Linked DNA regions of Mus musculus: region 1 is linked to region 2. Evidence: chromatin loops called from intact Hi-C (ENCODE). Cell type or tissue: heart. All regions are shown on one strand. Links, peaks and the distances in the headings refer to the core of each region. The heading gives the core; the rest is flanking DNA. Region 1 overlaps Fstl4 (follistatin-like 4). Region 2 holds the start of Fstl4 (follistatin-like 4).

Evidence for each region. Hi-C counts contacts between places; a loop is a spot of excess contacts. Peaks named below come from ENCODE experiments on the same cell type or tissue, not always from the same donor. Only the 100,000 strongest peaks of a DNase experiment are listed, where the experiment ranks them.
Region 1: a loop joins it to region 2, with 2.7 times the contacts of the local background. A loop is called at or near these places in 1 of 42 quality-filtered maps.

Annotation. Positions count from the first base shown.
Region 1 is chr11:52,871,051-52,879,379 of GRCm38, forward strand. All of the region lies in intron 3 of Fstl4 (follistatin-like 4), which reads left to right. Among named protein-coding and RNA genes, the nearest start is that of Fstl4, 110 kb to the left of the region's middle. RefSeq lists an enhancer at 5,974-7,453. In heart, for the core only: no CTCF peak of the experiment used is centred there; a DNase peak (open chromatin) is centred at 5,071; H3K27ac peaks cover 2,617 bases.
Region 2 is chr11:52,761,847-52,770,175 of GRCm38, forward strand. Fstl4 (follistatin-like 4) reads left to right here and starts at 2,860. Exons shown (of 16, transcript NM_177059.3): 1 at 2,860-3,036. In heart, for the core only: CTCF peaks have their summits at 174 (motif pointing left) and 4,278; no DNase peak of the experiment used is centred there; H3K4me3 peaks cover 2,398 bases; H3K27ac peaks cover 1,794 bases; H3K27me3 peaks cover 3,520 bases.

The DNA.
Region 1 (8,329 bases), core at 155-8,154, 110 kb after region 2:
TACCTGCCCCCATCTTCTCCTCTCTTTGCTGCATTTGGGGACAGCTTTGAGCAGTTGTCCTCTGTGTCACTGATCTAGTTTTGCCTGTGTCTAGGCTGTGCTTTAGTGGCTCCACAGCAATGGGCAATGACTATTGCATAAGAGCACTTGTGCCTCTTGCAGTGCTCCTTGCTCTCCAACCCTCCTCCCCCGTGCTACTCTCTCCGGCTCTGCTGTTTGTCCTCTTGTCTCTTCCTCCTCCCCTCAACAGATGTCTTCTCCCCAATCCATCCTCTCTCTCTCTCTCTCTCTCTCTCTCTCTCTCTCTCTCTCTCTCTCTCTCTCTCTCTCTTTAGTTTTTTGAGACAGGGTATCTCTGTGTAGCCCTGGCTGTCCTGGAACTAGCTCTGTAGACCAGGCTGGCCTTGAACTCACAGAGATCTGCCTGCCTCTGCTTCCCAAGTGCTAGGACTAAAAGTGAATACCACCACTGCAACATTCTCCACTGTGTTGGGGGTTCAGAAGTTTTCTTAACTTTTTCTTCAGATGCTAAAATAGATCACTTTCGGAAAGACTCATTGAGCTGGCATTTTCTTATTCTTTGAGCATGGAGTCTAGACCTACCCCCACCCTGTTCTTCTGCCTCAGGGCTTACTCCTGAAGGAAGAGATTCTCATTCATGTGGTCAAGGTGCATGGGCACCCTCAATCTTGCCCCCTAGACAACCAGGATGCCTACTGGGTTCATATTCGCTACCCTCCTTTCCATTGGCATTGGAATGGGACTTCTCTCTTAATGTGAGACTTTTCCAATGCTGTGAACAATAACAGTAGATCAAAAAAATGGTTCAACCCTAGTCTAGCTTGGTTAGCCAGTAAATTCACTGAGAGACTGCTTACAAGAACATGGAGGGGCCCAGTAATAGGAGTGTGGTTGACTCAAAGGAAACTACACTGATGAAAGGGCCTGAGCAAGACTCACGGGAGTAGCACTCCTGGTGCTCACTGTACCGCTTGCAGGCTGCTCCACTGGAAACCGTATTCTCTCCCTAGCAAGTATTTACTGCCCCTGTGGCCTAGAGCTGGGGTGCTTGTGAATCTTGTAACTTTCTGTGTTTCTGGAGTCTTAGGAACCTCTGTCCTCCCTCCAGGAGGAAATGTTTTAGTTTACAGGCAATGGATATGTGTTACCACATGCCATCCAATTTACCCAGGTGCATCCTTCCCTTGTCTCTTCCATGGGCACAGGACAGGTTACAGTTGACAGTGTCTCTTCATTGGCATGAATTCAGGGTGCTATTTCTTGTTCTAGGGGTGACTGTTGCTCTCTCTGACAAAAGAGTATCATGTAACCTTTGTTTGTATGAAATAACAAGTAATGGATATTTATGGAGAGAAAACCATTTCCATCCTGCTTGGGTCTAAATGATGAGAATGCATGTATACCAAGGAGCACCATGCTAATAGCTGGGGTGAAGCATCACCAAAACAAACTGACAGTTACAGAAGACAAGGAACAGAGGAGCAGGCCTCAGGGTGGAGGGAGAGGAGATGGTAGAAAACCTCAGTCAGGGCTTGGAGAGGCGCCTCAACAGTACGAGCATATACTGCTCTTGCAGAGGTCCTGAGTTGACGGTTCACAATCATCGGTGTAACTACAGCTTTAGGGGATCTGACACCCCCTTTTGGCCTCTATGGGCAACAGCATTCACATGTGTGCGTGCACATCACCTGAGATAAAAGTTGTATAAAACTACAGCTCACACACTTCCTGGCTTCACCTCTCATTCAAGCCTCCCCTTCTGGCAGCTCAGGCCATGGAAAATCCCTTGTAAAACCCACTGCTTTTCTTCCTGAGAAGATGGGCATTTCTAAATATATATATATGAGAGCCAATGTACACATTTATCTTTTAGTGGCATACGATACATAATTTATAATGCAGAGGACTGAAAAACACGCAAGCTGCCTCAAATATCACTCGCCATATGTAGAAGCATAATTGAATGACATGCATCCTAAAAATCTGCTGTGTGAAATTCTTTGAAAACGTACTCACATGATTGCGTTAAGTCCCCGCTTAAAAATAATCTGAAACATTGCACTGGGTTGTTGTTGAGTTTAAGCTCCAAGTCTCCAAATTGTTATGAGATTACAGGCCTTCGCAGAAGCCCGTAGATCCTTGGTAACACGCTTTGTTAATTACCAGCATTGTGTGTGTCTGTGATGCCCATTGAGGATCTAGAATAGATTAAGATTGAGGACAAGGAACGAGGCTGCTGTATTTGTGCGGTTCCCCCTTCTGCTCCTCAATGGCTGCCAACATTACAGTAGCTTTATCGCACCCAGAGCCCCTCTAAGGAAAACTGTCTCAGCCTCAGACCTAGCCGAAAATTATCTGTGTGCTCATCACGGAGCTTTGCTACAAGTTAGATTGCTCAGCAGAGAGAAGAGGGGACCCCGGTGGGAGTCATGGTGTGGTTCATTGATGCTGAGAAAAAAGCTGAGGCTGAGGCTGACATGGGCAGAGCAGGTCCCGCAGGCTTCAGACCCTGGAGAGACCAACAGCTCTGCTCAGCGTGAGTCCTCAGAGATGCCCTGCATGGACCTTATTGCCACCATCAGACACTGGGGGTGACTGTGGGGGGTAGCCTGAGGGAGCAGCAAGGTCAGCAGGGGCCTTACACAACAGCACGCGGCGGGCGGGAAGCTCTGACTTTGGGTAGAGCCATAATACTAGAACTAGAGCCAAAGTGGTTACTCCCAGGTTCCAGTGCTCAAACAGCTCCCCTGCCATGCGTGCTCATCCTGGCAGGGCACTGCTAGGCTCCATCTTCACTTCTCCTACCACATCCGTTCCAGCTACCAATGTACCCTCTGCCCCATCTCTTTACATCACAGCCTCTGAGTACCCAGGGCAGATGTTTTCTGTGTCCCCTCTGATACCTGGCTACCTCAAGACCATCCTTGGAGCTTCCTTTTAGTTTCAATTCTGGGAAAAAACTGGTTAAATTTGCCGTTTGGATTTTGGTTTTTGAAGTTTAATGTAAGACACTGATTCTAACTGGCTTTGCTCACTTTTGGTAATGTGTCACTAAAGAGTCTTTGAATTTTCCTCCCCTGCATAGAGAGTAAGCCCTGTTCCAGCTAGCTGGTTCACCATGGGCAGTCACGAGGCACAAAAATGGCTGCTTGAGCCATCCTTTAAGCTGATTCTGTCCCTGAGGTGGTTTTCCTTAGAGGGAACTGCAAATACGGTAGAAACTACTGTAATGTCTTCAACCACTGAGAGCACGGAGGAGCTCCACGCGAACATAGGAACCTTGTGTCTTGTCCTCGGCTTCTTCAAGTCTGTACCAAGGGTGCTCATGCGCGTCAGTGCAGGGTTCTTGGAATGCGGGGGAGCCATCACATCTGAGATGGTTTGAGTATGAAGTGCCCACACAGACACGTATGCTGATAGCTTGATTCCAAGCTGGTGGTGCCACTTTGGATGATTCTAGAAACCTTAGGAGATGTGGCTTAGCGAGAGAAAGTAGGTCACTGAGTGGGGGTTGTCCTTGAATATTTTTCCTTGGCCCTTCCTGTCTGCTTCTGCTTCCTGGATGCTATTTGATGAGTAAGCTCTTTCACCACACATTTCCTCCACCGCCATGCTCAGCCCAAGCCCACAAAGCCAAGTGACTGTGAACTGAACCCTCTGAAACAGTGAGCCTAAATAAGTCCCTCCTGCCCCGAGATGTTCCTGCTCAGTAGTCTCTCCCAGTGATAAGCAAGCTAATGCAGCATCCTACTCTAGGGACTCAAGCCCTTACAGGCCACTTACACTGCAAGAGATGCCAGCCTAGGTGGAGATGGTCCAGAGGAGCCTGAACTAAAGCTGGTTTGGCAAAGCATGAGGCATCCTTGACTATGAGACATTCTATGGTCATGCCGGAATTTTCAGGGATGCATACCAGGCTTAATCATCAAGATGACAGGTCACCTTGAACTGAACTGAGAGAAGACAAAGTAGCAAAAGTACAAATGGCTGAAACTGTTAGTGGCTTCTGGGAAGGTTTTCACCAACAGAGCTGTATAGACATCATTGTTGCTGGAGTGCTGGGTTTCCTGTCCTTGTCTCACGGAAGGGTCCTGTGGCCACAGGACTTCAAGTGTGGACTCCAACCCTAAAGCCAAGCCCATTCTGCTGACTCACCATAGATACTGGGGATCAGAACCATGTTTCTTCCTGCATGCCAGAAAGGTCTGTGTGGGGTCTGTGAAGATGGTATCCCTGGTAACGTGCTCTACATTTTGTTCCCATTTGCCTTTAAACTGTTCAGTTGTCCCCCAGTTCTCCTGGAGCAGGTGATAAAAATCTAGGCAGGAGCTGAGTCTGTAGTTTTCTCTCTGCTGGGAAAATTGATCTTGCAGTAAGCCTCAGGGAGGGCTGGGGACATTGCTGGGATGGGCCAGTAATGAACTCCCAAGTCATGCATTAATCACAGAGTGGACAGGAAGGTACCACCTGATACCATAAGCTACTACACCCTGACCTGGGAGTGCGCAGGCCCCATGCTCGGGGGGCGAGGGGGGGTTCAAAAGGTAATTTCTAATATAGTGATAAGCAAGGTCTCATGTGGCTGACTGTTGAGTCTTTGGGGGTTCATGGGCTCAGTGAATATGCAATGCTGTCAGGTGTCAGATTGCTTTGTGCCGGGCTCTCCCAGGTTTGCACTTTGGTGCAGGCTGTCCTCTGCTAGCTAGGAGCATTGGGAATTGGGAAACCAGGTTCCATTGCTCACTAGCTTAATGTCCTCACACAGATTAAATAAACCCATTGTGCCTCAGCGTTCCCGCTTGCAAGTAGGGACAGTACCCACCTTGTAGCCTCTTTGTGAGGATCTAAGGAGACAGTGTATATCTAGCTATCATGGCCCAGAGCCTACGTCCAGTGTCATAATTCGTAGGTTTGGGTAGGTAGACTGGAGCTTTTACCTCCTCTCTTGTCTGAATCATGGCATCCAGGACTTGTGCCAGACACTTGTCCCAAGAGCTCCATAGTCAGTGGATAAAATTATGACTCCCAAAGCGTCTGCCCAGCTTCTCAGCAGGCACAGCCAGGTCAAGGTCTTCAGCTGACAGACGATGCCGCGAGCAGACGTTGAGGCAGAGTGGGCACACTGGCTGAAGCCCTCACACTCGCTGATCTGTTCTCCGTGTACCGGTTTCTTGCTTTCATACGTAGGTGAGCCCATTATGTATAATGAAACACTCAGCATTTAGCAGTCAGGCAGCTGTTGTGGTCCTTGACTGAAGGACTCTGGTTATGAAATGTACCATTTCTGAGAGAAAGCAAGTGAGAACGCGAGCCTGGGACAAAAACACAACTCCTGGGCCAAGAGCTAAGACCGTTTCAGTGCCGAAGACTCCTGCTCAGCAGTCCTGGCCCTTTTCATGGGTTTCCTGGGGTGCCCTGGCACTGCCTGTGTGGTTCACTTCTTTGAAGGTTCTCAGAGCCCTGGGCCGGGGTGGGAGTGGGAGTGGGGCTGGGGGAGGGAGGGTGTAGGCCATGATGGCGGAACACCAGCACACATCTTCAGTAAAGAGGAGTGTATCTGCAGTGGCAGGGAGGGTACCCACACGGGGATGGCAGGTACAGGCTGCAGGGCAGCACCTACAGTGTGAAAGCCATGTTGGATGGCGTCTCTTCCTGCTGTCTGCTTTAATTTGAGACAGAGGGGGGCACTACCCACTTAGTTGGCAAACATGGATCCTGAGCTCCTTCAGAGAAGCCTTCTGGTTGACCTTAGGAAGTAGCCAAAGTGCCTGAATTTTTCCAGCCTTTTACAAGGGAATACCTTAAATAGAGCACTGGGCTGCTTTATTCATATTTATTAAAACAAAAACAACAACAAAAAAAACTTTAATATTTGTATTGCCTGATTGTCCTAAGCCTGCCTAATTTATTTTCGGTGAACCCTATTGCAATGTGTGTTGTTTGTTCAGCCACCTTGCCTGTCACTCCTCCTGCAAATATTTATCCAACAAATGCTTATCAAATGGCCTCACTTGTGCCAAACACTGTTTGGGGCCCTGGGATCAGAGATGGGGAAGTGAACTTGTTTTCAACCTGATTCTCAGCCCATCTCAATTCTCCGATGTTCAGCGATCCTTCTTCTCACAACCACGCACATAACAACACTGGGCAACTCAGCCCTTGCTTCTCAGCTAAGAGAACCATGATAAAGAGTGGTTCAAAGTGGCCATCAAGATGGCTCCCTCTCCGAGGGAATAATGTAGAGAAGTCTGACATGATTTTCAAGATGTGAGCACTGCTCTGCCATTTAGTTATTCATTCAGTTAATGCCCTCTGTGTGGGCATTCTCCAGGTCCCAGTAGATACATCCCCATTTACTGAAGAAACATGCTGGTGTCCTGCCCATCTTGTCCCTCACCTACCCTAGGCTTCTGGAATCTTCTAAGCAGAACTTCAGTGAGCTTTATTCAATCTCCAGGAACTACGTGATGGAAGGAAAAACAGACTTCCACAAGTCTCTGGAATTTCACACTCACGAGTGTGTGGGCACACATTGATATGATATGATATGATATGATATATACCATGAGTATGTATGAACTTTTGTATATATGCATATGTGAGTTATTGGGCCCATGAATTATCTGAACTCATGGGGGAATCAGAAACCAGAGCTTCGCTCTCCTCCCCTTCTTGTCCACCAAATTGAGTTTCCAGTCTGCTCTGCTCAACCCTTGAAATCTTATCTGTGGCTTTGTTCTTTCCTCTAGGACTGAGCTGTCGGCCTTTCAGGGTGACAGGTTGATAGAATCAAGTCATCTGGGCTAGTCAGGAAGCTAATAATGGCTTCTGCAACTCTTCTGTGTCTTTACTTCAACCCTGGCTCAAGGTCACCTGCTGTCAGACAGTTTTTCACCTCTGGCTTCAGTAGATTCTGACTTGGCTGAATCTGTGGTTAGGGTCTACCTTAGGCCAAACTTTATAGCTGGGTCAGGGTATAAATCTGCTGAGTCATAAATCCCTGGATAATCAAATAGAGTCTCTCACACACACACACACACACACACACACACACACACACACACGCACACGCACGCACGCACGTATTTTATCAGCATTTTACCAAAGAGGTGAGTTTGAGTGATAGCCACAATGACTTCCCTTCTAATAAAGACTTCCTGAAACTAAAGGTCTTTCTCCAAGCACCAGGAAGAGACCCCACACCTGCTTGGGATTGGCAGGCGGCCCAGCTGCCCCGCTGTCTGGGATCTGGCAGTTGTCTCGCCTTAAATAAACCAATCTGAAAGATATATTCCCAAGCAAGTAAGATGGGTATGTTTGATGGGCATCGAGCAGAGATGTAGTTTATTGGATTTTATCTTGCAACTGATTTGTTTCTGCCAGACGTTGATATGCAGCCCCGATGCCGTGATTTCAGGCCCCGGGAGTATTAATGTTACAAACAACCTTCCGTTGCTCCGTCTGCTAGTAGGAGCCTTAATTTATCACAGAGATGGTAGAGTTGCTGTTTCTCATCTACTGGTAAAAAAAAAAAAAAAAAAAAGCCAGGCAGCTGTGGGCAATGTGTGTAGGGAATGTGTCCTCTCTTTTAAGAATTCATTCTTTGGAATAAGAGAGAAATTTATTCTAAAATATCTTCATCCCGAAGGAAATAAAAACCCTGCTTAATGGCAAAGGCTCTCCCTTGGGCTTTGATTAAGCAGATTTGCAAGGCTGGGCTTTCTGTACCTGTTGTTTGTCATTGGGGCCCAGTTAGACTCGGGGAAGAAAATCTTGTCTCAGGCACCTAATGTGACAGGTACCTTCTGGGACCCAGATGTCTGCCTGCAGGAACCTGCTGCCGCCACAGGTGTGCTGGGAGGACACATGTGTCCAGTGAGCGACCTGCTGGTCACTGTGGAATGAAGGCAGGACAGATTCGTCTGTTCCTTAGCCTCGATGTGATGCCTCACATAATACTCTTTTTTTTTCTGATTATAAAGACAAAACCCTTTCTTATAAAAAACTGAATTCATAACTTCATAGACAGAGGAAGACAGAACTAGTTGTGGGACAGTGAAGATGGCTTAGTGGATAAAAATGCTACCATGCAAGTGTGAGATCCTGAGTTTGAATCCCCAGAACCTATGAAAAAGCCAAGCACACAGCGTGAGCTTCTGTAATCCCCACACTTCTATGGGGAGATGGGAGGCAGAAACAGGTGCGTCCCTGAAAGTGCCTGAGCCAGCTGGCCTGGAGTGTGAGGCAGAAAACAAGGGGACCCTGTCTTAACCAGAGGGATGGCAAGTTCTGACACCTTGCTTGTCCT
Region 2 (8,329 bases), core at 83-8,082:
GAGGGTGTTTATTCCTGGAAATGGAGTTACAGGTGACAGTGAGCCACCATGTGGTTGCTGGGAATTGAACCCAGGTTCTCTGCACTGTTCTTGCAGAGTTTGATTCCTAGTGGCTATTCTGGTGGCTCACAACCACCTGTAACTCTAGCTCCCAGGGGACCTGATGCCCTCTTCTGGCTTCCTTGGGTACCTGCACATACATGTACAGCCCCCACATTTGCATAATTAAATCTTAAAAACAAAAACAAAACACTGGAAAAGTAAAAAAACAAAAACAAAACAGTCTCTGTTAGTCTGGGCTACACAGTGAGAACCTGCCTCAAAACCTACCAAAACAAGGGATGTTTAAACTTCTAGACCTCATAGAGTAGAAGTATATTGATCACTTCCGCTTGTGTTTCTGAATCTGTACAGCTGAGCTAGTGCACTAACGCAATTTATGTTCGGAGCCCTTCCACCCCAAACGTTCTGAATTGTACAAATTCAAAATTTTACCTTAAAAAAATAAATAAACAGGGCTGGTGAGATGGCTCAGTGAGTAAGAGCACCCGACTGCTCTTCCGAAGGTCCGGAGTTCAAATCCCAGCAACCACATGGTGGCTCACAACCATCTGTAACAAGATCTGACGCCCTCTTCTGGTGTGTCTGAAGACAGCTACAGTGTACTTACATATAATAAATAAATAAATCTTTAAAAAATATAAATAAACAAAGCAACAAAACTTCCCCCAAGAATCCTAGTTAGCTAACGAGAAGCTTGCAAGTCCTGAAACGAAGATGCAAGGAAAGATGCAAGCAAATTCCAAAAGTCTCTGTGGGAAAACCAGCTTCATTCCCAGCCCAGAATGTGCTAGTAAAACAAAGAAATACACGGTGAAAGCACAAAGCAACTGGAAGAGGCATCAGCATGCGTGCGGCACCCAATGCTGCCTCTCGGAGGTGTGTTCGACTCCAACCTTCCCACGTCACTTTCTCTTATTCCAAGGTGACTCGTTATCCCACTCTGGTTTTCCGCTCAGTGGTCACAACGGCTCGCCGTGGAGGTCAGCATCAGCTCTTGGGGAGTAATCTGAACATCTGTTTCATAGCAGTTTCGTTCTCCTTCTCCTTCCTTGGGAAGCATGAAGAAGCCCAACGTTGTTTAGAACATTAAACGTGGCTATTTCTGGTCTTGGTCAGTCTGCAGGCCTTGACTTATACGTGACCTCTAGTTATTAAAAAACAACAACCTCAAAAAATGAAACACCACTCTCCTGCCTGGAATCCTGCACTCTGGCTACTGGGCTGCCTCAGCGACTTGATGCTTAGAAAAGAGGGATATGCCTCTTTTTCCACCTCATCTTGGAGAGCTGTGTGGTTTAGTCCCATCTGCAGACTGGGGATGCAAGTTCAGAAGGGGTTGGGGGAGCGGGACATCACTTCTGTGCCCCCTGGCACCTGTTAGGGGCACTCATTTTCTCTTTCTCAAGATGGAAATTGTGCCTCACCTCCTGAATTCCAGGTATATTCAGAGAATCCAGCCTCCAGCCAGCCTTGGGGATTCATTCATGGATGGCATTGGCAGAAAATCATGGTCAAATAGCAGAGAGCATCATTCTGGCCACAGCCCCAGGGCACAGAGAATACCGCTGCCTTTTTATATCTGAGTGCAAATTTTGGCGCTCACTGGCCAAGTCACAGCTGACTACGACTTGGAAGTCACTTTGATTTTTTGCAGCTGAGAAGCAATTACAACCGGGTCTGAGTTGCACCACTCTCTGGACAGTGGTGGAAGGAGGGCTAGATCCTACACCAACAACCTGAGCAAGAAAGGCTCTGTCGCCCCACTCACTGCAGTATCTTCCGGAACCAGCCCAGAGGCTTGTACTCCAGGGGCCCAATGGAAGGACAGACTCAACCAGCCTTTCATATTTCCACAATTTCTTTTCTATTTAACTAATCTTATCTGCAGGGAAGCCCCGTTGAGCCCTCCTGCAAATCAGGAGAGATCCCAAAGGCATGGGCAGGACAGAAAGCCATTGGACATCCACACCAGCACAGTAGGAGGCAGGACCTGGGCAACTGTGAGGTTAGGTCGAAAGTGACAGAGGTGTTTGCAATTTAGCTGAGCACATATGAAGAGCTGTGGAGGAAAGAGAGAAGAGAAGAGAAGAGAAGAGAAGAGAAGAGAAGAGAAGAGAAGAGAAGAGAAGAGAAGAGAAGAGAAGAGAAAAGAGATGGAAAAGCCAGGAAGCTGAGGTCTTAGGCCCAGGAGAGGAAAGTGTCTTGTTTTAGGAACAAGACACGTTCCCGGCTCAGCCTGGTCAGGCTTGGCAAATGTCACCTGGGAATCTTGTAAGCGTCTCTAGTTGGGAGTAAAGAAAACTTTGCTCTTTCACAGGTAGTTGGTTCTCAATGCAGGGAGGAGTGTTCCCTGAATATTGCTTCAGGGACATCTCTCTTGGTGCAATGTACCGACCCCGTAAGGTTTCACGAGAAATGGCCGCTGATTGAGAGCAATCCTGCGCTTTGAGCAAAGCACAACCTTGGGGGAGGCTGGCCCGGAAAAGAGCTTAGAGGAGAGGAGGGGTAAGTGGGAAAACAGAGGCAGGGGGTTGTCACCTGCTGAGCTTCCTGGGAGCCAGGGGAAAGAGAGCTGTCTGGCCCAGGTGGTGCAGGGAACAGGGAATCCTCGCGCTCTGCTTGCGCGCCGGGCTGCTCTACACCTGCCGCGGGGTCTGACCCGCAAGCAGGCGGGAGGCGAGCACAGGTGGCGGCGATTGGGCAGGCGGGGCCCGGAGGGTGACGTCACGGGCTCCGGTCCCGGCGGCAGAAATAGGGCAGCCGCGGCAGCGGTGGCACAGCGGCGGGCGGCGGAGGCTCGGAGAGCTGGAGCTTGGACTATCTCTAGCACGCCAGGGGACCAGCCGACAGCCGGAGACGACCCAGCCGAGGACGCGGGGTCCGGGTCGCCGCCTCTGTCGCCGCCACGGGGCGCTCCCTCCCTTCCACCCGAGTCCGGCCACCTGGTCATTCCCTCGGCCCCGGCCGCCGTAGGTAAGCGGGTCGCAGCTCCGGAGAAGATGCGGGTGTCCGAGTCGTGCCACCGCCGCCAGCTCGTCCCGCTGCTCTCCGCCCGGGTCCCGACGCCCGCAGCTCCGCAGCTCGCTGCAGGGCCCGGTGCGGGCGTTCGCAGGTTCTCACTGCCCACGCCTGGAGAGCCAAGTTTGCGCGCCTGGCTACGGGCACGGGACCACAGGGCCGGGACTCGGCAGGGCCACCCTGGATGCGCTAGGACTGGGGGCTTAAAGCTGGGGTACATGGGGTTTGACACCCGGGGATCAGCGGTGGGGAACGGAGTGATCCTTATAGGCGCGCGGGGCGCCACGCAGAACTGCTCTGGCTGAGCCCGAAGCTCGCGATCCGCACCGAGACCCTGCAGGCGCCGCTCTTGGGCTCTGAACCCCCGGATGGCCTCAGCCAAACCCTAGCGACAGACCCTGGCTCAGACCTGTGCCCTTGGCTGGGATCTAGAGTGCGGGGCGGGCATCCTTTGCACCTTCTTCCCCTCCGCTTTGCGGGGAAACTTGCGTCCCCTTGTCGCAGCCCAAAGATAATCTGCGCCTCTCTTGGCCCTCGTTATCCCATGGCCCTCAGTGTAAGGAGCTCAAGAAGAGGGCATCCTAGCAGAACCCTGCCCTGGGGACCTTGTGGCTTTCATCTTGCGAGGCCACAGTTGTTGCCAGTAAGCAGCTGCTGTAACCCACTGGGAAGTCTCTAGGGAGCAGTTTGTCCTGAGGATATTTAGGTTGGGGGTGGGTGGGTAGGTGCTAAGAGCAACTGTGCTGACTGACTTCGGCCCCTCTTTGCTCCACCGAAGGAAGAGAGACCATTTCTAAGTTTCAGAGGAGACCTGGGAAACGCAGGCAGAGCGCTGCTCTTGGGGCGCATGTCGCCTGGAGTTTGGGTAGCACTGCAGCACGAGGCTTTGAGCACTCTCTGCAGCTGACAAAGCCGTGTCCCACTTGGCTTCCCCTATGTCTGCCACCTGAGGACTTCCTGTCCTGAAACTTGCAAGGGAAGAAACTGACTGGCAGCGGTCGGTAGGGCTCGTGGTGCCCAGAATTTGGCGAGCGTCTATGCTGTCCTTTGGTCAGCTCAGAGTTCTCTGGGAGTTTCCCCTCGCCCCCACCAGGTCTGCATTTTCTCCCAGAGCTGGTCCACCTTGCCCTGCCTAGAGGACTTCCCTCCAGATAACCGTCTCTTGACACTGATGAATAGCGCTTCGGTAGTCTCCCCTCCGTCCCCTCTAGGTGTCGCTTCTATCGAGCTTTCCATGAGTGAAAGACAGCGCCAGTAGCTTTGGTCTGTTGTCCTAGTAAATCTGTTGCAAGCCTGTGCTCCAAGAATTGTACTAGGTACCCTCCCCTGCCACGAGGTACCCAAATCCACCCACCCCTTTATATGCCTTACACAGAAATGGGGTACTTGCTAGCCAAAAAATCCGTACAGAGAACAACACCCCTTGGCATTTTCTAAGGAGGAAAAAAGTGGGGGGGGAATGAAGAAGACGTCAGGACTTTTCCAGAAAGCCCTCAAGTTATATTCCTGCCCAGCAGCCACTGGTGATGCAAGGGAGAATTTTAACAGTCTGTTCTCGTCCCTGATACTGGCCAGTATCTGTTCCGGTCCCTCTGACTCTGAGGATAGGCTCTGGTGTGGACATTGGTGTGGAAAGCAAACGAGTCGGGGAGTGACTAGGACTTGTGTGGTATCATAGCCCCAGCACTTCTCTGGCAGAACCCAGTGACTTCCTGTTTCAGTTGTGTGAGAAGGGACCTCAGGCCCAGGTTATTCTGCCACTGTCAGCTGAATGCTGGCTTTCTTCCTCCTATCATGGGGCCCAATACCTCACTCTTCCCAGGAAGACTTCAGCCTGAACCAAAGGTCATCCAGGGAAAGGGTCCATGTGTTAGCAGTCCTAATTATGTTGTCCCGGGGGCTTTTACTTTTCCTCTTAGAATTTGATGTCACCAAGTTTTGTTAATTGCAGAAAGGTTCTCCCCATCCCAACCCCCTTTCCCAGAGTGAGACCAGCTCGCTGAACTGGGCAATGTCAGGACTTTGATTCCCCTGGTTGTGCCCAGTAGGTGAGAGAAGGAGGGAGAGACTGGGTCACTCACTGTGCTTTTCCTTCTGTTAAGGAATTGGAGGACCGGTTTATTTACTGTGTCCTCATGTGATGGTCTTCTATTTGACTTAATAGCCTGTTCCGGGAACTGGTATTGAATGGTTACGTTTTCACAAACCTGTCCCAAGTGTCTACCCTACCTCTGGAGGTATCTTTTCTCTCCAAGTCCCACCTTCTTGCTTATGTGTAGTTACCATGTTTTTCCAAACAAGATGAAATTAGGTATTTCAAGAGAGTGTCTCTCTTAAAGTGTTTTGCCTCTTACTGAATAATACTAAGACATGGAACATCAAATATAATGGGAAAACCACGGTTTAAAGGACATATTTAGGAGTTATCTGAAGGTTGGACAGATAAGGGTGATAGAAGCTGTAGGTGAATGTGTAAAACTTCAGTTCCAAGATGAATGCCATCAATTTACACATTGCACATGGAAGTATTTAGGTCTTCAATTCACCAGTTGTTGGATAATAAGGAGTTCATAATCAATAGAAAATTCAACTTAGGGCAGATGAGATAGCTCAGTGGGTAATGGCACATGCTCTCAGGTTTGAGTTTGAGCCCCAAGATCCACACGTGGAAGAAGAGAACAGACTTCTGCCAGCTGTTCTCTCACTTTTAAACATACACACACACACCCAAATAAATAAATGTAACAAAAACGTAGAAAATACGATGCCACTTAATTACATTGTGCTGCAGTTAGCTTGGTAGATGCTTATCTTCTCCAGGTTGGAATTTTTGGGGCTATTTGGGGAAATTTGACGTGCTTTTCCTTTTTCCTAAAACACACGCAAATCAAAACTAGAGTCTAAACCTTTCAGCAGAAATTATGATGTAGCCACTGGTTTCAGGTTGAGTTTGTGCAGTCCCCATTCCCCCAACATCAGGCAGATACACAGAAGAGGATGGCAGGGCTCTGGGGCTCCCCATTTGATAACTCCCAGTTGATTGTCACCAGGGCATGGTGTAAACTATAGTCCGATTCAAGTACCAAGCAGATGTTTAGAAATGCAGATGCCTCCAGGGTTTGCTCTCTTAGAGGCTCTACCAAGGCATCTCTGCCATTTCTAAGCCATTTGTGTGTGACTAATCCATAGCGACTGGCCTGGTAATGTTCTCGTGTTCTGGAAAAGAGGTCAAGAGAGAAAGAGAGCTGATGAACAGTGTCCCCAGTGGCTAGCATTCCCACTTATCCTGAAAGGTTTGGTTACAGGAATAGACAAGACAAGTCTTGCCTTAAGCATATAACCATGTAAGACTCTGGCCACTGATCCTACACAGCTTACATGTTGGTTTATGGTCTCTGGGTTGGGGCAGACTTTTTTTTTTTAATGAATTCATATTAGGTTTGGTCTTCCTCTAATAACTTACATTTTTAGTCATGGCTTTTCAACTTTCTTCAAAAAGCAACTTGGCATTTGGAATGTTGCATCACGCTAACTTGTCATGACTATAATTTTAAGCACGGAAAGAGAGCACAGATACAAGTCTGTTTTACAGCGCAAATCCCGAGGTTTGCACAGAGAGGCTACACCACTGACGAGCACAAACAGGGTTTGGAAGAGGATGCAAATCTGAGGGTAAGAAAGCAGATAGGTGTTCAGGAAGTGAGATGCTAGGTTAGAGGATAGGTCTGTGCAGTGGCTTAGTTCCAAACCTTCAATGACTTACTAAATCTACAGGAGGCAGGATGGCAGCACCTAGCTCTCCTGGTTGTGAGAGAGTGTTGAGGACCAGGTGGGGACCAGAGAAAAAGGTGAAGTGCCTCTCTTCAAACTAAGATGTTTATCCTGCCAAGTGACTGAGTTGTTTGGAAGCTGAGACTGTCTCAGCTCCTTAGAGGAGGCCTGAAGGTCTCTATCCTGGTGGCGATGTAACCATCTGGCCATGAATGAATGAAACATACAATGAGTGAAGTGTAATCTCTGAATGAGGTCCAAGTTGATGGTCAGAATCTGCAACCTTATGAAGAGCTCATCCCCACCCCTGTGATGGAGGAATTCTTACTAAAGGCCAGCAAGATGACTTAAATTGGAACCTCAATGAATTCAATAGCAGATTGACTTCCTCAAAGTGACTTGTGCTCCCTGGAGTTGGAGGAGCATCCTGACCTCCTAGCAACCTGTGTCATTTCTCTTGGAGAGTGTGCCAAGCTGCACCCACTCTGGGAGCAGGTACAGAAGGGTAATAGCTTGCCTCTGAATCCTTGGCCATGGTCAGAGCCTTGACAAGCAAAGGAGGCTGGTTCTGGGTATCTTTCAGGGGCAAGAAGGGACTCCGGGTTCAGGGCCTTCCTCCTAGCTTGCCTTGTGTAGATTGACTGGGTCATGTGAAAAATCACTGCCTACCGAGATTACAAACTGGCAAGGGTGGGGAGGTATGATGGACAGGTCATCACAGAACCACCCACCTGCTCGTTAACATGCCATGTAGCTCTGGCAGGGTACTTACCCTCCCTGTGACCCTGCCTCCTCTTGTCATCAGATGGGGAGGGAGGCTAGTCACTGCTTTCTGCATGGAGATGAGGCATGTCTGTAGAGCAGACTGAATAGTACCTGACACATAGTAATTGCTATGTAAGTGTTAACCAAATAGAGAGTCTCTATTTGCTTATTAGACAGATCATCAAGATTGATTTAGACCCAATATTAATTCTTCTTTTTATTGACTGAATTGTCATAAAACTCAAGTTGAAAAATTTTTAGGCTGTTGCTGCTCTAGATGTAATGAATTGTCAATCACCCTGTGAATAAAATGACATCCAAGACATATCCACGGTGTAAATGAAATCAGCTAGTGGTGGCCAAACTGAACTGCGTTCTATAAAGAAGCTGCGTAGGCTTATTTAAGCAGTTGCTCTGGCTAACGTGTCTCCCTAGCTCCAAATAAGGTCTTAATAGGGAATCTCAGTGCAAACTGGATAAAGACCCGTACCAGCTCTAGCTGCCAAGGCTGGTACTGGGGTCGGAATGTCCTGAAACACCTCTCAGAATCTAGCCGGCTTAATGCTCACCCTCTGGGCCTGCTTCTTAAATGAAGCTACATGGTGCTTGCCAAGGCAATAATTGAAATGAATGGATTTTATTTTGATACTATCCATTAATAATAAAACACCAGACATAATTGGTCTTAGATTACTAGGCAAATTGAAAGTAA